Linked DNA regions of Homo sapiens: regions 2 and 3 are each linked to region 1. Evidence: chromatin loops called from intact Hi-C (ENCODE). Cell type or tissue: Caco-2. All regions are shown on one strand.

What was found. Peaks named below come from ENCODE experiments on the same cell type or tissue, not always from the same donor. Only the 100,000 strongest peaks of a DNase experiment are listed, where the experiment ranks them.
Region 2: a loop joins it to region 1, with 9 times the contacts of the local background. A loop is called at or near these places in 2 of 110 quality-filtered maps.
Region 3: a loop joins it to region 1, with 3.0 times the contacts of the local background. A loop is called at or near these places in 6 of 110 quality-filtered maps.

What each region holds. Positions count from the first base shown.
Region 1 is chr7:47,760,112-47,768,111 of GRCh38, reverse strand. It overlaps LINC00525 (long intergenic non-protein coding RNA 525), which reads right to left and starts at 6,636. Exons shown (of 3, transcript NR_038407.1): 1 at 6,599-6,636; 2 at 4,534-4,739; 3 at 1,340-2,283. In Caco-2, no CTCF peak of the experiment used is centred here; a DNase peak (open chromatin) is centred at 4,531.
Region 2 is chr7:47,553,771-47,561,770 of GRCh38, reverse strand. The region is part of intron 1 of TNS3 (tensin 3); the gene reads left to right. Among named protein-coding and RNA genes, the nearest start is that of TNS3, 24 kb to the left of the region's middle. RefSeq lists enhancers at 3,253-3,980, 4,709-5,437. In Caco-2, no CTCF peak of the experiment used is centred here; DNase peaks (open chromatin) are centred at 2,945 and 3,590.
Region 3 is chr7:47,660,104-47,668,103 of GRCh38, reverse strand. LINC02902 (long intergenic non-protein coding RNA 2902) reads right to left here. Exons shown (of 3, transcript NR_171030.1): 3 at 6,456-8,000. Among named protein-coding and RNA genes, the nearest start is that of LINC02902, 8.9 kb to the right of the region's middle. RefSeq lists an enhancer at 7,705-8,000. In Caco-2, no CTCF peak of the experiment used is centred here; DNase peaks (open chromatin) are centred at 1,238 and 3,203.

The DNA of each region.
Region 1 (8,000 bases):
TGGTAGTGCATGCCTGTAATCCCAGCTACTCGGGAGGCTGAGGCAGGAGAATCACTTGAACCCAGGAGGTGGAGGTTGCAGTAAGATGAGATTGTGCCATTGCACACCAGCGTGGACAACAAAAGTGAAACTCCTTCTCAAAAAAAAGAGAAAAGAAAAAAGACATAACTCTGTTGCTGTGTAGACAAAAAACTGTAGGGGAGCAAGAGATGAAGGGGTAAACTAATTAGGAGGCCATAGAGTAGTCCAGGCAAAAGGTGGCAGTGGTTTGGCCCTGAGTGGCAGTGTTGGAGGGGATGATGAATGGGCTGGCTTCAGAAAGTCTGTTTTAAGGTAGAGCTGTCAGGATTTGCTAATGGACTGGATGTCAGGCACAAGAGAGTCTGGATAGCCCCAAGGTTTTCAGCCTGAGCAACTGGCAAGGTGATATATGATACGACGGAATGAATATTTTACATGTCCGCAGGGAAGGAAGGAGCATCCACCGAAAGTTGATGAGACAACTGGTTGTCCACATGTAAAAATAAATTAGATTCATACCTCACCCTGCATAAGAGGTTAAGTTCCCCATGTATTGATGACCTAAATGAAAAATGCAAAACTTTCATATTTTTTTCTTTTTCTTTTTTGTCTTTCTTTTCTTTTTTTTTTTTTTTTTTTTTTTTTGAGACGGAGTTTTACTCTTGTTGCCTAGACTGGAGTGCAGTGGCACTATCTTGGCTCACTGCAACCAGCACTTCCTGGGTTCGAGCAATTCTGCCTCAGCCTCCGGAGTAGTTGGGATTACAGATGCCCGCCACCATGCCCACTAATTTTGTATTTTTAGTAGAGACGGGGTTTCACCATATTGGTCAGGCTGGCCTCAAACTCCTGACCTCAGGTGATCCACCTGCTTCGGCCTCCCACAGTGCTGGGATTACAGGAGTGAGCCACCGCACCTGGCGTAAGTTTTATATTTTAAAAAGAAAAATAAGGCACTTTGGGAGGCTGAGGCAGGTAGATCATGAGGTCAGGAGATTGAGACCACCCTGGCCAACATGGTGAAACCCCATCTCTACTAAAAATACAAAATTAGCCAGGTAGGGTGTCGTGTGCCTGTGGTCCCAGCTACTCAGGAGGCTGAGGCAGGAGAGTCACTTCAACCTGGGAGGCAGAGGCTGCAGTGAGCCGAGATCACGCCACTGCACTCCAGCCTGGGCAACAGAGCGAGACTCTGTCTCAAAATAAATAAATAAATAAATAAATAAATAAATAAATAAATAAATAAAGAATAATAATTATGGCCTTATTTATAAGTAGGACAGGGTTTCTTAAACAAGATGCAAAAGCAAAATCAAAATAATTAAAAATAAATAAACTTTATTATTTAAAGCTTATAAAATGTTCTCTGAAACAAAAACCCAAAAACAAATTGAGAAGACAAGCCACACAGTGAAAGGAGATATTATTAATGCATATAAATGACAAAGAATTAGTACACAGGATATACCAAAAACACCAAAAAAATCAATTTGAAAAGGACACACCTACAAGAAAAGGCAAAATATATGAAAAGGCCAAGGACCGAAGAGGAAATTGAACGATCAGTCCAACAAATGACAATTGCTCAAACTCATCAGTAATCAAGGACACACATAATGAATAGCCTGCATCATCGTTTGATACTTATCAGCTTAGCACAAATGAAAGTGTCTGACAACGCAAGAGTTAGTCAGGAAAAGAAGACGCAAGAAAATTCCTATATGCGACTGGGAATTGTCAGTTCCTGAAATCACTGAGGGAAATAATTTGGCAAGAAGCAAATCTGCTTCGTGGATGTACGGTGCAAGGAGACAAATTGCAGTGTTGTTTATACATGTGTAAGAGCTAACACTTGGAAACTTTTGGAAGAAACAGTCCTCCACAGGCTTCCTGTTCTCCTACAGGTCTTACTGGGTGCACCAAGACTATAAAGCCTTGACTCTTCTTTACTGGATCCATTTTTCGGGGTCGTAGTTGCAGGGAGGAACCTCAAAGGAGAGGGCTTGCCTGCTGCCTGCTATAGGTCCACATGGTGCCCAGCTCAGTGGTCCTCTACTGTGACTTGACCCAATGCATGTGCGGGAGTCATAGGGTCTCTGCATCACCCCGTGGGCATCAGGGCTTGAGGCACCAGTGCAAATACACTGACACTGGCCATTGCTTTAGCTGTGACAAATAAATGAAGTCTTCTGTCTCTGATTCAGAAATCTTAAGTCTTCTGCCAGCATCCATGAAACTGGGGCAGCAGCCTCACTTGTGAATCTGTAAGTAGTGAGTGAAATGTCAGCCTCTTCACAGTTCTTGACAGAAGCCACCCAAATATCCATTATCATCATCATGATTAAATTGTATGATTCATGTGAAATGGAGACAGAGCAGGGATCCCTTTGAGGGGCCTGCCACTCTTCCCAACCAAGCATGGAAATAAAGAAAAATCTTGAGTTCCTTTGAGGGAAATTCCGGGCACCTAGCTAGCCCTGAGGAGTAAGTGAGCAACCTGATAAGCAAGGAGGTAACAATAGCTGAAGACAATAGCCGAGGAAGTTAGAGCCACCAAATGTTTGGTTCCCCATAGAAACTAAAGACAACATCTTAATATATATCCCTGAGTTGTTTTCAAAAAACCTGGACTCCCACCAAATGGAAAATGACATCTGCTGGCACATAGACCTTAGATAACAGAGGAACTGGGGACTGAACTCTGACTGCCATTTTTTGTTCTGAATTTCTTCCTGAGTGGCCTGGAGGAAGTCATGCCTACAGGTCGGAGCTCAGCATTCCTTTCTGTGGACCCCTAGGCTTTAGACAAAGTTTCACTCCCTTAACCAATTCGCAAATCAGAAAATCTTTGAATCTACCCATGACCTGTGCCTCGCCCCACACTTCAAGATATCCCACCTTTTTTGGCCAAACCAATGTAAGACCTCCATGTATTGATTTATGACTTTGCATGTAACTTCTGCCTTCCCACCTTTAAAAACCCTTACACTCAAGCCATTCGGGAGTTTAGGTCCTAGGCGAGAGCTATCCGGTTCTCCTTGCTTGGTGCCCTGTTATAAATGCCTCACTTTTTTCACTGCAAATCCCACTGTCAGTGTTTGGCTTTGCTGTGCCAGGATGGGTGGACCCAAGTTCGGTTTGGTAACAATAAAATGCAATACACTAGTTAAATGGATGTAGCTACATCTGTTGGCATTATCAAATTGCAAAAACATAATGTTCAGTGAAAAAAGCTTGTTAGAGACTGATGTAATCAACAAAAGTTCAATACTTTGCTATATATAGTTTATGGAGCCATTCATCTGTAGCATTAATGTAGCGTCATTCTGGGGATGAAAAACATCAGTTTAAGGACAGGGTGGGAAGCATGGAGAGGCTTCCATGATCCTTGTGTGTGTTGTTTCTTAAGGAAAAAGAGCTGATGAAAATCTGCCAAAATGTTACAGTTTTGTGTGTGAGAATATAGGCGTTCATTATGTTGTTTTTATGCTTTTCTGGATATTTGCAGTCAACCATAATTTCAGAATATCAGTGATGGTGGCGCTTCCCATTTTGTACCATCAATCTGTCTAAGATTCACAGAATTACCTCACATTTCCCTTTAAATATGAATCTTCGTTCTCACAGTTGGAGGCTTAATGTTTCCAAAGGTATAAATGTGGTTTTTTGTTTTTGTTTTTTTGAGACGGAGTCTCGCTCTGTCACCAGGCTAAAATGCAGTGGCGCGATCTCAACTGACTGACTCTGAACTCGGGGTTCAAGAGATTCTCCTGCCTCAGCCTCCCAAGTAGCTGGGACTACAGTCATGCGCCACCATGCCCAGCTAATTTTTTTATTTTTAGTAGAGACGGGGTTTCGCCATGTTGGCCAGGATGGTCTAGATCTCTTGACCTCATGATCCTCCTGCCTCAGCCTCCCAAAGTGCTGGGATTACAGGCGTGAGCCACCATGCCCGGACAAATATGTGTTTTTGTAGGTGGAAACTTCTCTCAAATTAAAACATCCTCTATACCAGAAACCTGGGGAAAAAACATCATTAGTTGGCCTGACAGGAAATCAGGCAGTTTTGTTTTTTTTAAACAAAAAAAAAAAACATTAAAGTCCTAATGTGGAGGCAGAGAAAAACCCATGCTGCTCACTGTCTGTGGCCTGATGCCTCCATCTCTTTCTGCGGGACCTTTGTCCCAGGTCTCCCTCTCCTGACCTAGATGAATGAATGAAATGAACTAATGTGTACACAGACTCTGTGTACATATGGCTTTGATTTGGGAGAAAAGATGAATCACTCTGAGCTGGTAATCTGATCTTTGCCCTTCTGCTAGTAAACAGTTGAAAGATAACTCAATACATTCTCCGTCTGCCTTTTAAAACCAGAATAGCAAATAAAGGCCCTAGAGGGGCCTGGTTTGGATGGGGGAAGCCATTTATCACCTTCAGGGAAAAGAGAATGTAAATAGGTCCACATTTATTCTCCGGTCCTCCCGTGGCCACGACAGCCTTAGAAATACTCACCTTGTTTCAGTTAGCAGGCCAAGGGTCAGCGGTCAACAGAGCTGCTCCAGCAAGCTCTGTGTGGTGCCTCAAACAGGCCACACAAAGAGATGCTGTTTAAAATCGGAATTCCTTTCACCCTGAGTAAGTTTCCAAAGCAAAGGGGTCACCCGGTGAGTGTTGGTGCAGTCCTCACTGTTTGTCCTGCCTCTTGCTACAGAGGACATCTGGCAAAAGCAGATCAGAAAATGAAAGAAGTCTGTCCCAGTTCTGCCCTCCCCAGGTGGTAGAATTTCTCATGCGATTGTTGCTTGGGGTGTGTCACTCTGTACTTGAGTAGGTGGAGGGTGAACAGACTGATCAGCTGGCTATGAGATGAGAGCAGGATGATGATCATTCACTGGGATGTGTCTGGCCAACTGGGAAGAGTCAGGTAGCTCAAGGCCTGGAGATTCTCATCAGGGAGAGCACAATGGGGCCAGGCCTATAGCTGAGGTCCAGGCACAGAGGCTGGGCTATGAGAACCAGTGTCCTCAGTGACTGCGACAATGACATGTCCTCTGTCACCACCTGCTACCGTGAGGCCCCAGCCCCGGCTGACCTGTAGACTCAGATCTGGGCCTGAGAGGGAGGCTTGACTTCAGCCCCTCTCATGAACAGAATCCACAGCACCAGGGCTGAGAGTGGTGGCAGGGCCCAGGAACAGTGATATCCAGTAGAATAAGTGTGACCCACCCCAGCCCCCCACAAACCAGAGGGAGTGCTGAGCACCTCCGCCCAGCCTCAGGCAGCTGACTTCACTAAAGGAGGCCAAAAGGAAAGAAAAATGTGACAAGTGTGTTTTGATGGCTGATGCGCAGGCTCCCAGAGAACCTTCAGAAATCAGGTGGGAGTTGGAAAGATTTTTGAATTGTCCTCCTGCAATAGCATGTTGAAGAAAAACTAGCTAAATATACTTTATGTGTAATTCCATGTCCATATGCATGATTTCTTAGGTGGCAACCAAAGGCAAGGAGTTCCTGTGCAAATGGTATTGCCAATATTAAGGTTCTCAATACAGTATATATTTTGTTGTATTCATTTGCTAGGGCTGCCAGAACAAAGTTCCACAAATTGGTTGCCTTAAACAACAAAAATGCATTGTCTCACAATTTCTGGAGGACAGAAGTCTAAGATCAAGGTGTTGGCAGTGTTGTTCCTTCTAAAGGCTGAAGGAGAATCTGTTGCAGGCCTCTCTCCTTGGCTTGAGGACAACCATCTTCTCTCTGTGTCTCTTCCCATCATCTTCCCTCCAGGCATGTCTGGGTCCAAATTTCCCCTTTTTATTATTTTTTATGTATTTATTAATTTTTTTTTTGAGATGGAGTTTCACTCTTGTTGCCCAGCCTGGAGTGCAATGGCGCAATCTCGGCTCACTGCAACCTCTGCCTCCCGGGTTCAAGCGATTCTGCTGCCTTAGCCTCCCAAGTAGCTGGGATTACAGGTGCCTGCCACCATGCCCAGCTATTTTTTTTTCTTGTATTTTTAGTAGAGATAGGGTTTCTCCATGTTGGCCAGACTGGTCTTGAACTCCTGACCTCAGGTGATCCACCCACCTCGGCCTCCCAAAGTGCTGGGATTACAGGCATGAGCCACCATGCCCAGCCAAATCTCCTCTTCTTTATAAGGACACCGGTCATATTGGATGAGTCATATTGGATTACATGCCCACTCTACTCTAGTATAACCTCATTTTAATTTGATCACATTTTCAAAAACCCTGTTTCCAAATGCAGTTGCATTCTGAGGTACTAGGGGTTAGGACTTGGACATAGACATTTTGGGGGACACAATTCAACCCTTATTTGCCAAATCACTTTTTAGAATGATTAAGGCAATTAATGATCTTCTTAAAGTGAAGAAACAACCCACAGAATGGGAGAAAATATTTGCAAACTACCCATCTGACAAGGAATTAATAACCAGAATATATAAGGAGCTCAAACAACTCAACAGGAAAACATCTAGTAATCCAATCAGAAATCAAAATCTAGTAATCCAAATAAAAAATCAGAAATGAATAGATATTTCTCAAAAGAAGACTTACAAATGGCAAACAGGCATATGAAAAGGTGGTCATCGTCACTGATCATCAGAGAAATGCAAATCAAAACTACAATGAGATATCTCACCCCAGTTAAAATGGCTTTTATCCAAAAGACAGGCAATAACAAATGCTGGTGAGGATGTGGAGAAAAGGGAACACTAGTATATTGTTAGTGGGAATGTAAATTAGTACAACCACTATGGAGAACAGTTGGGAGGTTCCTCAAAAAACTAAAAATAGAACTAGCATATGATCCAGCAATCCCAGTGCTGGGTCTATACCCAAAAGGAAGGAAATCAGTATATTGAAGAGATATCTGCACTCCCATGTTTGTTGCAGCACTGTTCACAATAGCTAAGACTTAGAAGCAAATTTACAGTCCATCAACAGATGAACAGATAAAGAAAATGTGGTACATATACACAATGGAGTACTATTCAGCCATAAAAAGAATGAGATCCTGTCATTTGCAACAACATGGATGGAACGAAACTGGAGGACATTATGTTAAGTGAAATAAGCCAGGCACAGAAAGACAAACATCACATGTTCTCACTTATTTGTGGGATCTAAAAATCGAAACCATTGAAATCATGGACATAGAGAATAGGAAGGATGATTACCAGAGGCTGAAAAGGATAGTAGAGGACTGGGGAGATAAGGTGGGAATGGTTCATGGGTACCAAAAAAAAAAATAGAAGAATGAATAATACCTACTATTTGATAGCACGACAGGGAGACTATAGTCAATAATAATTTAAGTGTACATTTTAAAATAATTAAAAGTATAATTGGATTGTTTATACCACAAAGAATAAATGCTTGAGGGTATGGATACCCCATTCTTCATGATGTGCCTATTTCACATTGCATGCCTGTATTAAAACATCCCACGTACCCCATAAATATATACCCCTACTGTGTACCCACAAAAATTAAAAATAAAAAATTTTTTAATCTTGTCAACAGTGTATTAGGACATTGTGTTGTTGCAATTTCCTTAGCATCAAGTTCCGTCTTTAAAAAAAAAAAAAAAAAGCTTACTGATAGGTTTTTAGAGCCTGGTAATTCATTCTTTTTTGTTTTTTGTTTTTGCTCCGTTGCCCAGCCTGGAGTGCAGTGGCACAATCTGGGCTCACTGCAACCTCCGCCCCCTGGGTTCAAGCAATTCTTCTGCCTCAGCCTCCCAAGTAGCTGGGATTTTAGGTGCCAGCCACCACACCCGGCTAATTTTTGTATTTTTAGTAGAGATGAGGTTTTGCCATGTTGGCCAGGCTGGTCTCAAACTCCTGACCTCAGGGGATCCACCCGCTTCAGCCTCCCAAAGTGCTGGGATTACAGGCATGAGCCACTGTGCCCGGTCGGTAATTCATTCTTAAGTAAACTGGCCATATATGAATTG
Region 2 (8,000 bases), 210 kb after region 1:
GACCAGCTCGGATGCCAGGGTTAGGAAATAGATTCCACCTTTTGACGAGTCTTGGGAGAGAAATATTGTGGCCATGTTTTTCATTCTAAAATGTTGCTTGACTCTTCCATTTACTTATTCAGCAAATTTTATTTTAAAAATTGGCCCCTTGCTGATACCTGCAACCCACCTAAGGAATGACACAGCCTCACACTTCTGAGGTGACTGCATGATTTGGCTATGAGCTTCCTAGTAGCCATTGTGATGAGGGAAACAATGGTTTTGAATTGTTTTTTGGTATCTAAGCGATTTAAAAAAAAGAGTTAAGAAAAACAGATAATGAACAGAAACAAGTTATTCTGGAAAGTAGAGAAGTTTCTGAGGCTGAATCCTGAGGTGGGTGGTCCCATAGGGTCCCTGCATAGTCCTCAGCATACCCTGCACCCACCACATTAGAGAAGTGGAACACAACAGTCTCTAACACTCCCAGTGGTGGCCAAAGGCAGTGTGATAAGATTCAGGCCCCTAAGAATAAGGTGCCAGGGATTTGAGCATCCTGTGCTCCATGTGTCCAACTCTGAGACACAAGGACAAAGCACTAGAATATTGCACTCGAGCTACAGAAGAATAAACCTAGGTGTGTGGGACTACAGAGGCATGAGCATCTGTCCTAGCTTACCCTCTGAAGTTTGCCCAACCAGCGTCGCACCACGTCCTATCCCTATTACCCTAGACAAAGAGGTGACCACGCTGTGCCTCAGTTTACTTCTGGTGTTACAGTGATATTTTCATGAAGTCACACCTGAAAATCCCTGGGGTGAGCAGTCACTGTGACCTGACATCAGAGGCCAGGGGTCTGGCAGTTGTGTATGGGGACACCCATGGCCTGCCTGATGTGGGGGTCACACAAGGTCACACAGGGTTGCTTGGGGATTACAGCCTGTTTCTAGATGGATCTGGTGGCGCCTGGGTTCCTCACTGAGGACTTGGAGGCTCCAGGCTCCAGGACATTCCCAAGTCCCCCAGCCAGGACCTCAGAAAGGACACTGTTCTGGGTGGGTTTGAGAGGAGCAAGTTAGGGGTGCTGAGAGGTGGGGCTGCTGTTGCCCCTGGAAAGGGGGTCATTTGTAGGCTGATGTCTGTGCTGGGATCCCAGTTCGAGGGTTGCAGGAGCAGCCAGCGGGACCACAGGCAGAGTCGGCCAAGGACTGGTTGCCCCTGACAGCAGCAGAGAGGTGGACAAGGGAGTCTGGGGAGAATGCCACCGGGTGAGAAGTTAGGTTTAGGGCTTTGGTTGGGCAGATTTATGGAAGACATGAAAACACCAGGTTTTGGACAGAGTGATATCTTAATTGGTTTGTGCTGCTACAACCTGATACCTTAGATTGGGCAATTGATAGACGACAGGAATTTATTTCTCACAGTTCTGGAGGCTGGAAGTCCAAGATCAAGGCCCTCGGTGTCTGGTGAGGGCCTGTTTCCTGGTTCATAGATGGTGACTTCTATGTGCCCTCACATGGTAGAGGGGTGAGGGAGCTCCCTGGGGTCATTATTATGAGGCCCTAAGCCCATCCTGAGGCTCCAGCCTCATGACCTAACCACCTTCCTGAGGCCCCAGCTCCTCATACCATCACCTTGGGGTTCAGGTCTTCAACATAGGAATTGGGGGTAGGGGGGCGGGTCACAGACATTCTGACCATGGCAATGATGCAGAAAAGCCCAGTTTGAGGTGGGCTGCAAAGGGAGACCCGCGGCCGGCTCTTGCAGTCCTGCGGGGGTGGAGCAGGTGGTGTAGACCCAGCTTCCTACCTTGGGGCCCCAGTGGCCCTCAGCAGCATCGTGAATCCCTTCATGCTAGGTGTAGTGTGTGTGGATTGTTCTCAGGGTTTGTAGCTTCATCAGATCATCAGGGCTGCTCGACCGCCGAATGTGAAGGCCAGGGTTTCCTTGTCCTATGCTACAGCAGCTCTCTCTGCGTGTCCTGGTCCCCAGGCTGCCCATTGCCCTGATGAAGATGCATGGTGGAGCTTGGGCCTGGAATGAGGGGGAGTGGAAGGAGGTGAGTGCAGAGATGGACAAGGGCCCCAGGGAGACTGGGGCCATAGGATGCTGTGAACTTTGATGGAGGCCTCAGAGATGTAGAGCAGGAGGGCTGGCCTCTCGTAAGATTGGCTCCTGTGGCTCTTGTTTTAGCCCCTTCCAGCCCCCATCCCTGCCTCTTGTTCTCCATTCTCTGCATAGTCCTGGGGTGCGTAAAGATGATGTGACGAGGCTGAGGCACCGCCCTGCACCAGAAAGTTCTTGGAACTCGCCAAGGGCACATTCCTAAGATGCAATGTTGTGAAGCCACCTCTGCTGTCCCTTGGAGAATTCTCCCGCTCCCATTATTAAAAATCTGAACATGTGTCTTGATGTCTGTTTATTTATTTATTTATTTTTTGTGAGATGGAGTTTTGCTTTGTTGCCCAGGTGTGAGTGCAGTGGCGTGATCTTGGCTCACTGCAACCTCCACCTCTCAGGTTCAAGCAGTTCTTCTGCCTCAGCCTCCCAAGTAGCTGAGACTACAGGCGCGCGTCACCATGCCTGGCTAATTTCTGTATTTTTAGTAGAGATGGAGTTTCACCATATTGGCCAGACTGGTCTCAAATTCCTGATCTCATGATCCGCCCACCTTGGCCTCCCAAAGTGATGGGATTACAGGTGTGAACCACCACGACCTGCCTGTCTGTATATTTAAATATGCATTAAACATGGGGTTGGAAGAGTGACATGGGAGGTCTATATACACGGGCGTTGCGAGATTTGCTTCTGCCTTCCAGTGCTTTCCCTTGGGCTCCCTCTGGGGAGATTTCGGCTCTGGGAGATTTGCGGCCAGTTTTGCCATTACCAGGTGAGTGGAAGGGCTCGAGGGGGTCATGCAAAGCTTCCTCCTGCTCATGGCCTTGGACATAACCAAGGAGGGCTTGGACTTGGACCCTGAGCAGGGTTTTCCTGCAGGTGTACACAGAGGAATGTCCCATAGGGTGGCTGTGTGGGAGAGTGGGACCCTGGGGAGGCAGAGCTGGGACCCTCTGCTGAGGGGGGCCCCAGGCAGTGGGCCTTGTCCTCTCCTCATGCGTGGGAAACCTGCCCAGGGAGGCTGTGGTTATTTTGTCCCAGTTTTTCCATCGACGAAACAGGAGTCGGTGGAAATTTGCAAGTAGGTGATGGGAGAGGTGGGCCTGAACCCCAAGTCCTTAGAATGAAAACCTGGGCCTTTCTTGGTCCCTGCAGGTGTGCTCCACTGCAGGGTGGGGAGGTGCTGGGGTCGGCCTCTTTGAAGTTGGGCTGATGGACACAAAGGGGTTGGGGTTGGTGGAGGCACCCACTCTTGCATGGAGGAGGGTGTGGGACCCTCTGCCAAGTGTCAAGTTAGCCTGAAATGAGGCACAGACTGGGAGCTTTGCTTTTTGCCCTGGGGTAAGAATAAAAGAAGAAAACAATGCAGGCCGAGGAAGCATTCCTAGGAGGTGGCGCAGCCTCTTTGATCCTCCTCGGCACCGGCTTGCTGTAGCTTGCTCTTATCAGGACGGCAAATACCCTGTTTCCTTTTATGTTGGGAACCTACAAGAGGCTCTGATGCTAGAATCGGGCTCCCTCATTCTTGCCTGCAGGAAGCAGTGTCCTGTATACAGGCGTCAGCACCCACATGGGGGTGGACAGTGGAGGGCCAGCCTGGGCCTGCCTCGTGTGCTCAGGCCTCCTTGGTGGGGGTGGGAGTGGTGCAGAAGTTCTCGTCATTTGTCATTTGCCAGAGGGACGATGGGCAGACAGCAGAGATGTCCCGAGGCCTGCTCACCGCAGGCCTTCTACGCAGCCCTCTGGAAAAGAGGCCATCCTTCCAGTTTGGAGACTTCCTCTGGAGAATTCCATGACACACATTCTTGAACTGTGGATGTAATCCAGTAAGGCGTGGTTCATGGCATGTGGTGTGGAATAATTCATTGTTGGACAGTTTGCTCTAGGAATGGCGTGGCCTCCCTACCTCCTCCCACTACATGCTAGTGGCCACCCCAGTGGTGGTGATGGTTAAAATGTCCTCACATTTCCAAATGTCCCCAGCGCCTCCAATTATTAGTAGGCAGAGAAGTCAGTTGGCACTTAAAAAAACAAACTAGGATGAAAAATCCCAGAGAGTATTCTGCCAGTTGCCACGTCATATTCCCATAAAACCTTCAGTTATTTACCCATATGGGTGCTTTACCTGGTTGTTACTTAAGATAGATTTCTGTATGTGTTGCAAGGAAAGGCATTGCAGAAATGGACAGGACCATTTTTTTCGTTCCACATTGTGACTCTTCCTTTCCTGTATTTGAAAGATTAAAAGATAGCACCCCCTAGATGGGTGAGGGTTGGGTTAAATAGTAGTGTTGGGACAGAAAGGTCCATTTGTGAGCTCGCTGCAGGCAGGTTTGATGGTTCTGGTGGAAGTAGCCTTGGCGGCTGCTGGTTTTCAAAGCCTCTGACAAAGCTGTGCATATCACCCGTGACTGCACCCTGAGGAAAGACGAAAAGTCAGCCTCTCCCTTACGTAGGACGCTTGTAAACTTTCCCAGACGCACTGTTGGTCTTAAGGATTGTTCTGACCCTGGACATTTGCAGGACTTGTCCAAGGTGGATCTGAGCCTCCTCATGTGCTCCAGGCAGAGATCAGGATTCGGATGCATCACCAACTGGTGGAAGATGGGGACTAGGCACCCTGCACACCCTGCACAGGTCAGGTTCTGTTGCTCCCCGCCCCCGCTGCTCCTGGTTATCGTCTGTGGGGGGCATGGCTTGGTGGCAGGGACTGGAGGACAGAGGGCTGGGAGTAGGGCCTCTTGGCTGCAACCTGCCCTTCTGCCCAGCACCGTTGCATTGAGAATCGCCAGGTGCCATTCCTTCCTTGCATGCCATGCTCACTGTACCAAAGACTTGTGGAGTTTTGCCATTTGGGTTTATGGGAGGTTGCATTCCCCTCAGCCCAGCCAGTGAGAGCGGGCAGCGTCTGGCCTGGGGCCCGCACTTTGCAGCCCCTGAAGATCTCAGCTGTTATGCCTCTGCTTTGCTTCCCTCAGCTTGGGAAGCTTCACTCGCCCCTGCCCCCAGAGTGTGACTCAGATGTACCCACTGACCGGAGGAACTTGTTGGGAGGAAGTCACAATTATGGGCTTAGGGAAAGAAAAGTCAAACAACCAACAAAATAATAATCATGCTCGCCTGTGGATTGGGCCTAAGGGATGTGGGGCCCTCTGTCGTCCTCGGTTCCCTACCTCAGAGCTTCAGATGCCCAGACTCAGGCCGGAGGCTCCTAGGGCCCCAGGACAGGCAGAACACCCACATTCATGGGGGTGCAGAGTTGTCCCCAGATGGCCTGGAGAGACCCCTGCTCAGGGGGTCTTGGCCCTTAGTGTGTCTCAGGATGAGGACTCTAAATAATCTATCTGGGAACCTCCTTAGAGTAGCTGACTTGTTTTACTAAAGGTAATTTTTTAAAAATCACGTTTTGATTTTAAAGTGTCTCCAGGATCTTCTGCAGTTTACTAGAACCTCTTACTGCTCAATTGTCAACAGGGTTATTCTACAAAAGAGGGCATGTGGGTTCAAGGAGAATCTGAACATGGGATTCACACACTGAACTCCAACTGGTTGCCTCCGCCTTTGTGTGTGTTTATATGCGTATGTGTGTATGTAAGTGCACGTTCCTAAATGTATATGTACACAAGTGTATGTGTGTCCACATGAACACACACATGTATACCGTGCATGCATGCATGCACACCTACATGTATGTGTCTATGTGCATGTAATGTGCATGTGTGTATTATGTGTGTGCAGGCTTACTTTGGAGATACTGCAGTTTGGTGCCAACTGGACCATTGCAATAAAATGAATATTGAGATAAAGTAAGTTGCACACATCTTTTAGTTTCCCAGTGCATATAAAAGTTGATTATACTAAGCTGTAGTTATATTAAGTGTGAAAATGGCAGTATGTCTAGAAAAACAATGTACATGTCAATTTAAAAATGCGTTATTGCTAAAGAATGGTAACAATCATCTGAGCCTTCAGCAAGTTAAAATCTTTTTGCTGATGGAAAGTCTTGCCTACAAGTTCATGGCTTTGGACGGATCAGTAGCTACTGAAGGTTGGGGTGGCTGTGGCAATTCCTTAAAATAAGACGATGATAAAGTTTGCCACGTCAGTTGACTCCTTCATGAAAGACTTCTCTGTAGCATGTGATGGTGTTTAATAGCATTTTATCCACGGTAGAACTTTTTTCAAAATTGGAATTAGTCCTTTCAAACCCTCTTGCTGCTTTATTACATTTACACAATTACATTTGTGTAACTTTCTTTTTTTTTTTTTTTTGAGACAAAGTCTTGCTCTTGTCCCTCAGGCTGGAGTGTGTTGGCATGATTTCAGCTCACTGCAACCTCCGCCTCCTGGGTTGAAGCGATTCTCCTGCCTCAGCCTCCCAAGTAGCTGGGATTACAGGCGCCTGCCACCACACCCGGCTAGTTTTGGTATTTTTAGTAGAGACAGGGTTTCACCGTGTTGGCCAGGCTAGTCTGGAACTCCTGACCTCAGGTGATCCACCCGCCTCAGCCTCCCAAAGTGCTGGGATTACAGGCTTGAGCCACCACGCCCGACCACATTTGTGTAATTTTCTAAATATTTTGTTGTTATTTCAATAATATGTACAGCATCTTCTTTATCAAGGGTAGATTCCATTCTTTTTTTTTTGAGACAGAGTCTCGCTCTGTTGCCAGGCTGGAGTGCAGTGGCGCAATCTCGGCTCACTGCAACCTCTGCCTCCCGGGTTCAAGCGATCCTCCTGCCTCCGCCTCCTGAGTAGCTGGGATTACAGGCGCACACTACCATGCCCAGCTAATTTTTGTATTTTTAGTAGGACGGGGTTTCACCATGTTGGCCAGGATGGTCTCCATCTCTTGACCTTGTGATCCACCTGCCTCAGCCTCCCAAAATGCTGGGATTACAGGTGTGAACCACCGTGCTCGGCCCGATTCCATCTTAAGAAACCACTTTCTTTGCTTATGCATAAGAAGCAACTTCTCATCCATTAAAGATTGATCATGCGATTGCAGCAATTCAGTCACATCTTCAGGCTCCACGTCTAGTTCTAGTGCTCTTGCTGTTCCCAGCACATTTGCAGCTCCTTTCTTCACTGAAGTCTTGAACCCTCAAGATCATTCATAAGGGTTGAAATCAACTTCTTCCAAACTCCTGTTAATATTGACAATTTGACTTCCTCTCATGAATCACAAATGTTCTTAAAGGCATCTGGACTGTTGAATCTTTTCCAGATTTGTTTTTTTTTTTGTTTTTTTTTTTGAGATGGAGTCTTCCTCTGTCACCCAGACTGGAGTGCAGTGGCGCAATCTCAGCTCACTGCAACCTCTGCCTCCTGGGTTCAAGTAATTCTCCTGTCTCGGCCTCCCGAGTAGCTGGGATTACAGGCACCCGCCACCATGCCTGGCTAATTTTTGTATTTTTAGTAGAGACAGGGTTTCACCATGTTGGCAGGTAGGTCTTGAACTCCTGACCTCAGGTGATCTACCCGTCTTGGCCTCCCAAAGTGCTGGGATTACAGGTGTGAGCCACTGTACCTGGCCCAAAATGTATTTCTTAAAAAGTAAGACTTGAGGGCCAGGCACAGTGGCTCACGCTTGTAATCCCAGCACTTTGGGAGGCCGAGGTGGGCGGATCACCTGAGGTCAGGCGTTCGAGACCAGCCTGGCCAACATGGTGAAACCCCGTCTCTACTAAAAATACAAAAATTAGACAGGCTTGGTGGCAGCCTCCTGTAATCCCAGCTACTCGGGAGGCTGAGGCAGGAAAATCGCTTGAACCTCGAGGTGGAGGTTGCAGTGAGCCGGAGGCTGCAGTTAGCCGAGATTGCACCATTGCACTCCAGCCTGGGCAAAAAGAGCCAGACTTCATCTCAAAAAAAAAAAAGTAAGAGTTGAAAGTCAAAATTA
Region 3 (8,000 bases), 100 kb after region 1:
GCCTACTCCTGGCCTTTGCTACATTCATTCATCCATTTGACTCACTCTTTTTTTTTTTTTTTTTTTTTTTTTTGAGCTGGAGTCTCGCACTGTCGCCCAGGCTGGAGTGCAGTGGTGCAATCTCAGCTCACTGCAACCTCTGCCTCCCGGGTTCAAGTGATTCTCCTGCCTCAGCCTCCCGAGTAGCTGGGATTATAGGCGCCTGCCACCACACCCAGCTAACATTTTGTATTTTTGGTAGGGATGGGGTTTCACCATGCTGGCCAGGCTGGTCTCGAACTCCTGACCTCGTGATTCGCCCACCTCGGCCTCCCAAAGTGCTGAGATTACAGGCATGAGCCACTGCGCCTGGCCAACTCACCTTTTCTTTATGGAGAAAATGGGCTCTGTGTTTCGGCTGAGGGTCGGCTACATGCCTGCATGAACCAAGAGAGCGAGGCTACACGCACAGCAGCTCTGCAGACTCCAGGGCTGAATGCTCCTGAGGGCAGCACAAAGCCCTGTGGGAGCAGCAAAGGGGAGGGTCTGCCTCACACTCAGGTATTAGGAAGATCTGTGCCCCTTCTCCCTAAGGTAAAGTTTGACTTGGGCCTTAAAGAGGGTATCTGAGTTTGACAATGGAGAAGGACTCAAGACCAGGGGTCCTACAGGGCCTGTGTACCTCCAACAGGGAAGGCTGATCCCAGCTTTAACTCGGTTACCTCATCCTGCCACCATAATGCTGCAACCTCCTTGAGTGAGACTTCTTTTTTTTTTTGGACAGAGTCTCACTCTGTCACCCAGGCTGGAGTAGCTGGGACTAGAGGTATGCACCACTATGCCCAGCTAATTTTTTTGTATTTTTCGTAGAGACAGGGTTTCGCCATGTTGAACAGGCTGGTCTCGAACTTCTGACCTCAAGTGACCCACCCTCCTTGGCCTCCCAAAGTGCTGGGATTACAGGCATGAGCCACCATACCCGGCCGAGTGAGACTTCTTGCGTGGTACATGTTAGGGCCCCTGCAGGACAGAGCCAGCAGGTCGGCTTTATAGGACCAGTACATGCTGCTGAGGTCCTACTCACTAGGAAGTGTCACGGCCCTCAGCCTTAGGCCCCAGTACTCATCAAAAAGGGACTCATGGGTGAGAATGACCAACATGGCTTGTGTCCTTGTAGGCCAGTCAGGGAAAGCCTGTGCTGTAAGGCTGAGATCAATGTCCCACCTTCAGCCAAGGGCCAAGGCCCCCGGGTCTCCACATAGGGAAACCAGAAGAACTGGTCCCTTGGGCTCCTTGGAGTTACCAATCCAGAGGACTGCAGCAGGACTAGGTCCGCCTTTGCAGTTAACCATGTTTGATTACAGCACTTTAGAGTCCATAACTGCACTGTCTGAATAATCATCACAGCCGCTGCCATGAACTGAACTCTTACTATTCCAGGAATGGCTCATATTTTTCACAGACTTTTAACAGTATGATTCTTGAAGGTTTAGGTCATTCTGAAAGTTGATATGCCAATGACAAAAAAAAAATAGCAAGAAAAGAAAAACAACATTTTTTTTTATCATGAACCTACCTTCATTGTATCTGAATATACGTACCGTGCAAGAAGGCTCACTCGGCCTGGCGCGGTGGCTTATGCCTGCAATCCCAGCACTTTGGGAGGCTAAGGCAGGTGGATGTCATGTAGGAGCTGGTTGAAAACTGAATTCCCTTAAAGTACATGTGATGTTTGAGACATTCTGCTGGAATGTAGAATTGACATTCGGGCTGAGGCAGCATTTCCATAGTTCCTCCTGGCCCCGGTCAGTTATGCACAGATGGTACAAAGGGTTCATTCAGCAGGAGAACCTGAGGCCTAGCAGCCTGTCCAAACCCTGCAGCAGGTAAGGGGGGTTCTGTTCTCGTTTTCTTCTGCTGCCAATCCAGCACTTTATATTCTAAAGAAGAATGCAAATTTCCAAGAAAAGCCAGAGAATCAATTAACTAAAGTATCGTATTTTCCTTTGTAAGTGATTTTGAATCCTGTCTGGAACAAAGTGGGCACACATATATACATGCATGCATAACATGCATTAGCTAATGAATTATGGTAGAAGACCCTGCTTACTTATTTTCCATCAGTCAAGCTATAATCATGCTCATTAAATTTGTGATGTAAGAAATTGATTTTGTGGGAAAATTTGTTTTTGTTTTTGTTGTTTTCACCTTTTAGTGGGCAGATCGTTGGAGAAGGCCTGGAGAGGAGCAGCTGGCAGAGGCGGCTCCTTGAAAACAGAGCAGCACTCGTGGCCGGGCGCGGTGGCTCACACCTGTAATCCCAGCACTTTGGGAGGCCAAGGTGGGCAGATCACGAGGTCAGGAGATCAAGACCATCCTGGCTAACACGGTGAAACCCCGTCTCTACTAAAAATACAAAACGTTAGCCGGGCATGGTGGCGGGTGCCTGTAGTACCAGCTACTCGGGACGCTGAGGCAGGAGAATGGCGTGGACGTGGGAGGCAGAACTTGCAGTGAGCCGAGATGGCGCCACTGCACTCCAGCCTGGGTGACAGAGCAAGACTCTGTCTCAAAAAAAAAAAAAAGAACAAAAAAAAACAGAGCAGCACTCAACCACAATTGCCCCTCAGCCCTTCCACTGGTCCCATGAGAGTAAGCATTTCTCCCGGGCACAGTCTGTTTTCGTCTGTATCTGTATCCCCAGGCATCCGTCCATGCCTGACCCTTGCGAACTGCTCATAGTGCTGATGAATGAATGCACCGACGAAAGAATGAATTGGAAAACCCAGTTTCCTCAGTACTGTCAAATTCTAATTTCCAGTCCTCTTTAGCACCTGCTCAGACCAGCAAAGAACAGAACTTGAGCCACAGATGGTGATTGGATTTGGGCAACATGGCCCCATATATGGGTCTATCTCCCACTAGGAGCTGGTGCAAGTGACAGGGAAAAGTCCCAGAAAAGTCTTTCTTGGTGAATTAGCCTGTTTGTTGCAACACTTTTGTAGGTGTAATTCCATCTCTTTTTTCTCTAAAGGAACATGCAGAGAGAAATGAGGCGGGGACAATTGGCTCACATGTTGTCAGATGATGTCCCTTGAGAAGTCCCTGGACTGCTGAGACCTCTCCCATTGCCCAGTCCATAGTCAGAGAGGCCCCAGTATCCCCATGCTGCCCACCACGAGCTCCCTCTGTTGCAACAGTAACTTGTGCCCCAGCGCTTGCTCCCCCTAAGCTTCTTGTAAGTCTCTGTCTGACAGCCCTGTGTCTTCGCACAATGTCTGGTATGCCATGAGGATTTAATAAGTAACCAATAAGTGATAGGATGAATGTCTATTTGTTGGATTGAGCTGTGAGGGTGGTAAAGGTCTACATTCTCCGTGGATCTAAGGACTGCCTTTTTTTTTTTTTTGAGACGGCGTCTTGCTCTGTCACCCAGGCTGGAGTGCAGTGGTGCAATCTCAGCTCACTGCAAGCTCTGCCTCTCGGGTTCACGCCATTCTCCTGCCTCAGCCTCCTGAGTAGCTGGGACTACAGGCGCCCGCCACCATGCCCGGCTAATTTTTTTGTATTTTTAGTAGAGACAGGGTTTCACCATGTTAGCCAGGATGGTCTCGAACCCCTGACCTTGTGATCTGCACACCTCGGCCTCCCAAAGTGTTGGGATTACAGGCATGAGCCACTGCGCCTGGCCCAGAACTATCTCTTAGTCATCTTGATACTGTTAGCATCTAGAGTTGTTCTTCAGTAAACAGCAAATAAATGCATTCCTCAGATAAATATCTTTCAATGCCTTAAAAATGAATCTAATTTTATTGTTGAGGTTATTCAGTTATAGCAATCCTTTAAAGACAATGAAAAGGGAATAAACCCTAAAACCAAAAGACCTGGGTTAAAATCTCACTTCTATGTAGGGAATTTGGTCCCATTCTTAGACTTAGCCTCCAGCTCAGAATTGGACAGAGAGAGGTTGGAAGAGACCCAGAGAGGCTGTCCTGTGGAAAATGAACATCTTGAGTGTCTTGAGAAAATTAGCAAACCTTGCTGAGCTTCAGTTTCTTCCCATGTAAAATAATTCCTGCTATTGTCCATGCAGGAAGCATTGTATTCTGCACAGCCAGCAACAGGAACAGCAGAAATGTCATTCTTTCCCCTGTGTTTCAGTGTCTTCCAATTTCAGATAATGAGTTTGGACCAGATGGTCGCTAATGGTTATTCCAGCTCAATATTTGCTAATTTTCTAAAAACTGAAGAAAGGAGCTTGGGGGTGTGTTTTGGGGCAATGTCTTGCAAGACTGAGACATGAGGGGGACATCAGATCGGGGGCCTTGGGGAGTCAAGGTCAGGCCTAAGTTATATTCTTGCCCGTCTCTGCCCTCTTCCTCCCCCGACCTCGCTGTCCTCATAGCCACCCTATTTTAATATGCTTGGCCTGATCCCCAGCTAGATCAATTTCATTTCAGGAACTTTGATACCTGAGCTGTGGCTCTGGAAACTATATCTCCAGAGGCAACACAATTCACCAAAAACTAATCGCTGGTGTCAATTGGTATTTAAAAAGTTAGACACAATTTCAACCAAAAGCAGATGCTTGACATTTTAATGGGATGTTACCACATTTATGAATTCCGATACGCCTGAAAAAGTATTTCTTAAGGAATTTAAGAGACCCTTCTTTGTTACTTTTATGAACCCTGAGGCATACGGGTTAGCTACTCATCTTCTAGTAGTTCACAGACTCTGCAAAGCATGTGGCATGATGGAAAGAATGAGACCTGAAATGGGAAGGAAAGCCCCATGTTCAAAAGTTCATTCCTTCTCCTACTAATTTGTTACTTAAATGTCGGTTTCTTCACAGTGGAAATAGATCTTTTTTGCTCACCTTGTAGGATGCCATATGGCTTGGAAGTAAGACAATCCAAACACCGAGCCTCACACCTGGCTCTGGAACAGAACTGTTAGCTCTGCTGCTTATCACTCTGCTGTTCTCTGATCATAAAATGATTCATTGTTGGCTGGGCACAGTGGCTCACGCCCGTAATCCCAGCATTTTGGGAGGCCGAGGCAGGTGGATCACGAGATCAGAAGTTCAAGACTAGCCTAGTCAAAATATTGAAACCCCGTCTCTACTAAAAATACAAAAATTAGCCATGTGTGGTGGCAGGCACCTGTAATCCCAGCTACTCGGGAGGCTGAGGCAGAGAACTGCTTGATCCCGGGAGGCAGAGATTGCAGTGAGCCAAGATCATGCCACCGCACTCCAGCCTGGGCAACAGAGTGAGACTCCATCTGTCTCTCTCTCTCTCTCTCTCTCTCTCTGTGTGTGTGTGTATATATATATATATATATATATATATATATATATATATATATATATATATATATATGGCAAAAATGGATAGCTCCTTATCACTTTTAATTTGCCTCTCTCTGAATCTTCTGCTGTGTTTGACGATGTTATAGGCTGGCATCATGCCCAATTTGGCCAAGAAGAATTGGTCTCCTGGTCAGGAAGGTCTTTTCCCTACAAATTCATGGAATGACCAAGGGACTCTCCAGATGTATCTAGTTAAAAGAATAATCTGTCCGTCCTGCACAGCACACTTCCTATCCACATTTAGAATGTTTATGCTGAGAAAGCACCACTGTTTATATTCAATTGACCAAGCTCAGGAAATGGTTCATCAAATTGGCCAGCCATTTAATTTTCTTGGGATACAGTCTTCATGATTATGCAGTTCCTAAATTTAATAAGTCTGACTATGCACAAATTTTCTTTCTTTCTTTTTTTTTTTTTTATTTTGAGACGGAGTCTTGCTCTGTCGCCCAGGCTGGAATGCAGTGGTGCGATCTTGGCTCACTGCAACCTCCGCCTACCGAGTTCAAGGGATTCTTGTGCCTCAGCCTCATGAGTAGCTAAGATTTCAGGTGCATGCCACCACGCTGGCTAATTTTTGTATTTTTAGTAGAGATGGGGTTTCACCATGGTGGCCAGGCTGTTCTCGAACTCCTCCTGACCTCAGGTGATCTGAGCGCCTCGGCCTCCTGAAGTGCTGGAATTACAGGCGTGAGCCACCACATCCAGCCTATTTGTTTTAACTGATATCTTCGTTTCTGGATGTGAGCTCAGCAGATGAGTTCCTTGCTCATATCTGGGAGGGAGAGGGCCATGTGAAAACATTACTTGATGAGTTTTATGAAGGACGTAGGAGGGGAACGACAGTGGGGCCCTGTCCATCCTGAAGGGGACAGAGCGGTATTCTTGGAGGACAGCACTAAGCAAGTCTTGAGGCATAAGCAGGGCACTGCAATAATGAACACCTTCTTACACGTTTCAAAAAGGAAAAGTCAATGTGTTGCTCTTCCTAAAATGTTTTCGGAATTGTTTGTCATTAGCTATGTGTTGCTATGGATTTGAATTCTTTCCATAATTAAAATAAACTCTAACAAGTAAAAAAATATTTTTTAAAAAACAAGATGATGGGGAAAGGCTCTTTAATGTACCCTTTGTGTTTGTAACAGAAAGGAAACAGAACAGAAAACAAACCATCGAATTGAAACCAGCACTTTCCTGCAGGTTAATGAGACATCCTCGCAAACACTAGAAAAAGCAGGTCACACCTCGGTGAGGATCCCATCTACCCACACACATCCCTCTTTAAAGGCCCTGTAATAATGAATCTGCTTTTGTGAGTGAGCAGACATGCCCCACCCCAGTCTTCCTCTAGGACTTTTCCCCCTGCTGTGAGCTGATCCCTGAAGCTGGAGGGGCTGTACTTTCCCACCTAAACCATTATCTCCCCTCCACTCTCAGCGCAGGGCAAGTGCCAACCTCACTCCACTACCCTCAGATGTCAGGCAGGCCGTCAGCCCAGGAGCTAGGAATGCAGGGGTGAAGGCTGCCTTTTCCAAACAGGCAAATGGAATAACTCTGACAAGAGTTGGTGTCTGGCAAACCTAGTGACATCCAGCAAACCTAGCCTGTGGGCAAGATGAGTGTCCTGTCCTGTTGTCTGGCGACTCTGGTGACTCTCCAGTATCAGACGAAAGAAATATCTCCCTTCTGAGACAATGTACACCTGCCTGAACTGGCCTGAAACAAGAGGTGGTAAAATTTCTCCCTCGGTAACATGTGGGTGATGGGATTCTGGATGAAATTTTTTCTATTATCTTAACTTTCAGTGCACTGATTAGATTGTTATTACATTTAATTGGGGGGAGAAACTGGAAGAAGGCTATAGAACTTTTTTTTTTTTTTGAGACTGAGTCTAGCTCTGTCACCCAGCCTGGGGTGCAGTGGCGCAGTCTCGGCTCACTGCAACCTCTGCCTCCCATGTTCATGCAATTCTCCTGCCTCAGCCTCCTGAGTAGCTGGGATTACAGGTGTATGCCACCACGCCCGGCTAATTTTTGTATTTTTAGTAGAGACGGGATTTCACCATGTTGGTCAGGCTAATCTCGAACCCCTGACCTTGTGATCCGCCCACCTTGGCCTGCCAAAGTGCTGGGATTACAGGGGTGAGCCACTGCGCTCGGCCAGAATTTTTTATTACTATGCACATGTTGCAGGAAAATGAAAAGTTAGCCTGCCTTTCCAGTATATGAAAATGTGAATTGCTTTGTGTATATGTTTGAAAAGATGTACAGGAATATATACTTAAAGTCCTGCCATAACCAGCTGCTCTTGAGCATTTGTTTCAGTGGGCACCCCCCACCCCCATCCTGCACTCTTTAGGCTGCCACTGGCTGCCCCCACTGCACAGTCCTCTGGAGACCACCCCGGAGGCTGTGTGCAGGGTCAACCAGGAACCCCACCTGCCCACCCCAGGACCAGGGCAAAGGTCCAGGAACCCACACCCCCTCCCCAACCCATGACACCTACAGCCACGGGCATTGTGGTCCTTGTCCCCACTGCCCAGTCACTGCCTGGTGCCGCCTGAGGTTGCCTTCCTTTGGCTGGTCTGGGCAGGGCCCTCAGGAGGGAGGCCAAGATGTGCCCATGTGAGTGCCTGCTGAGGCGACAG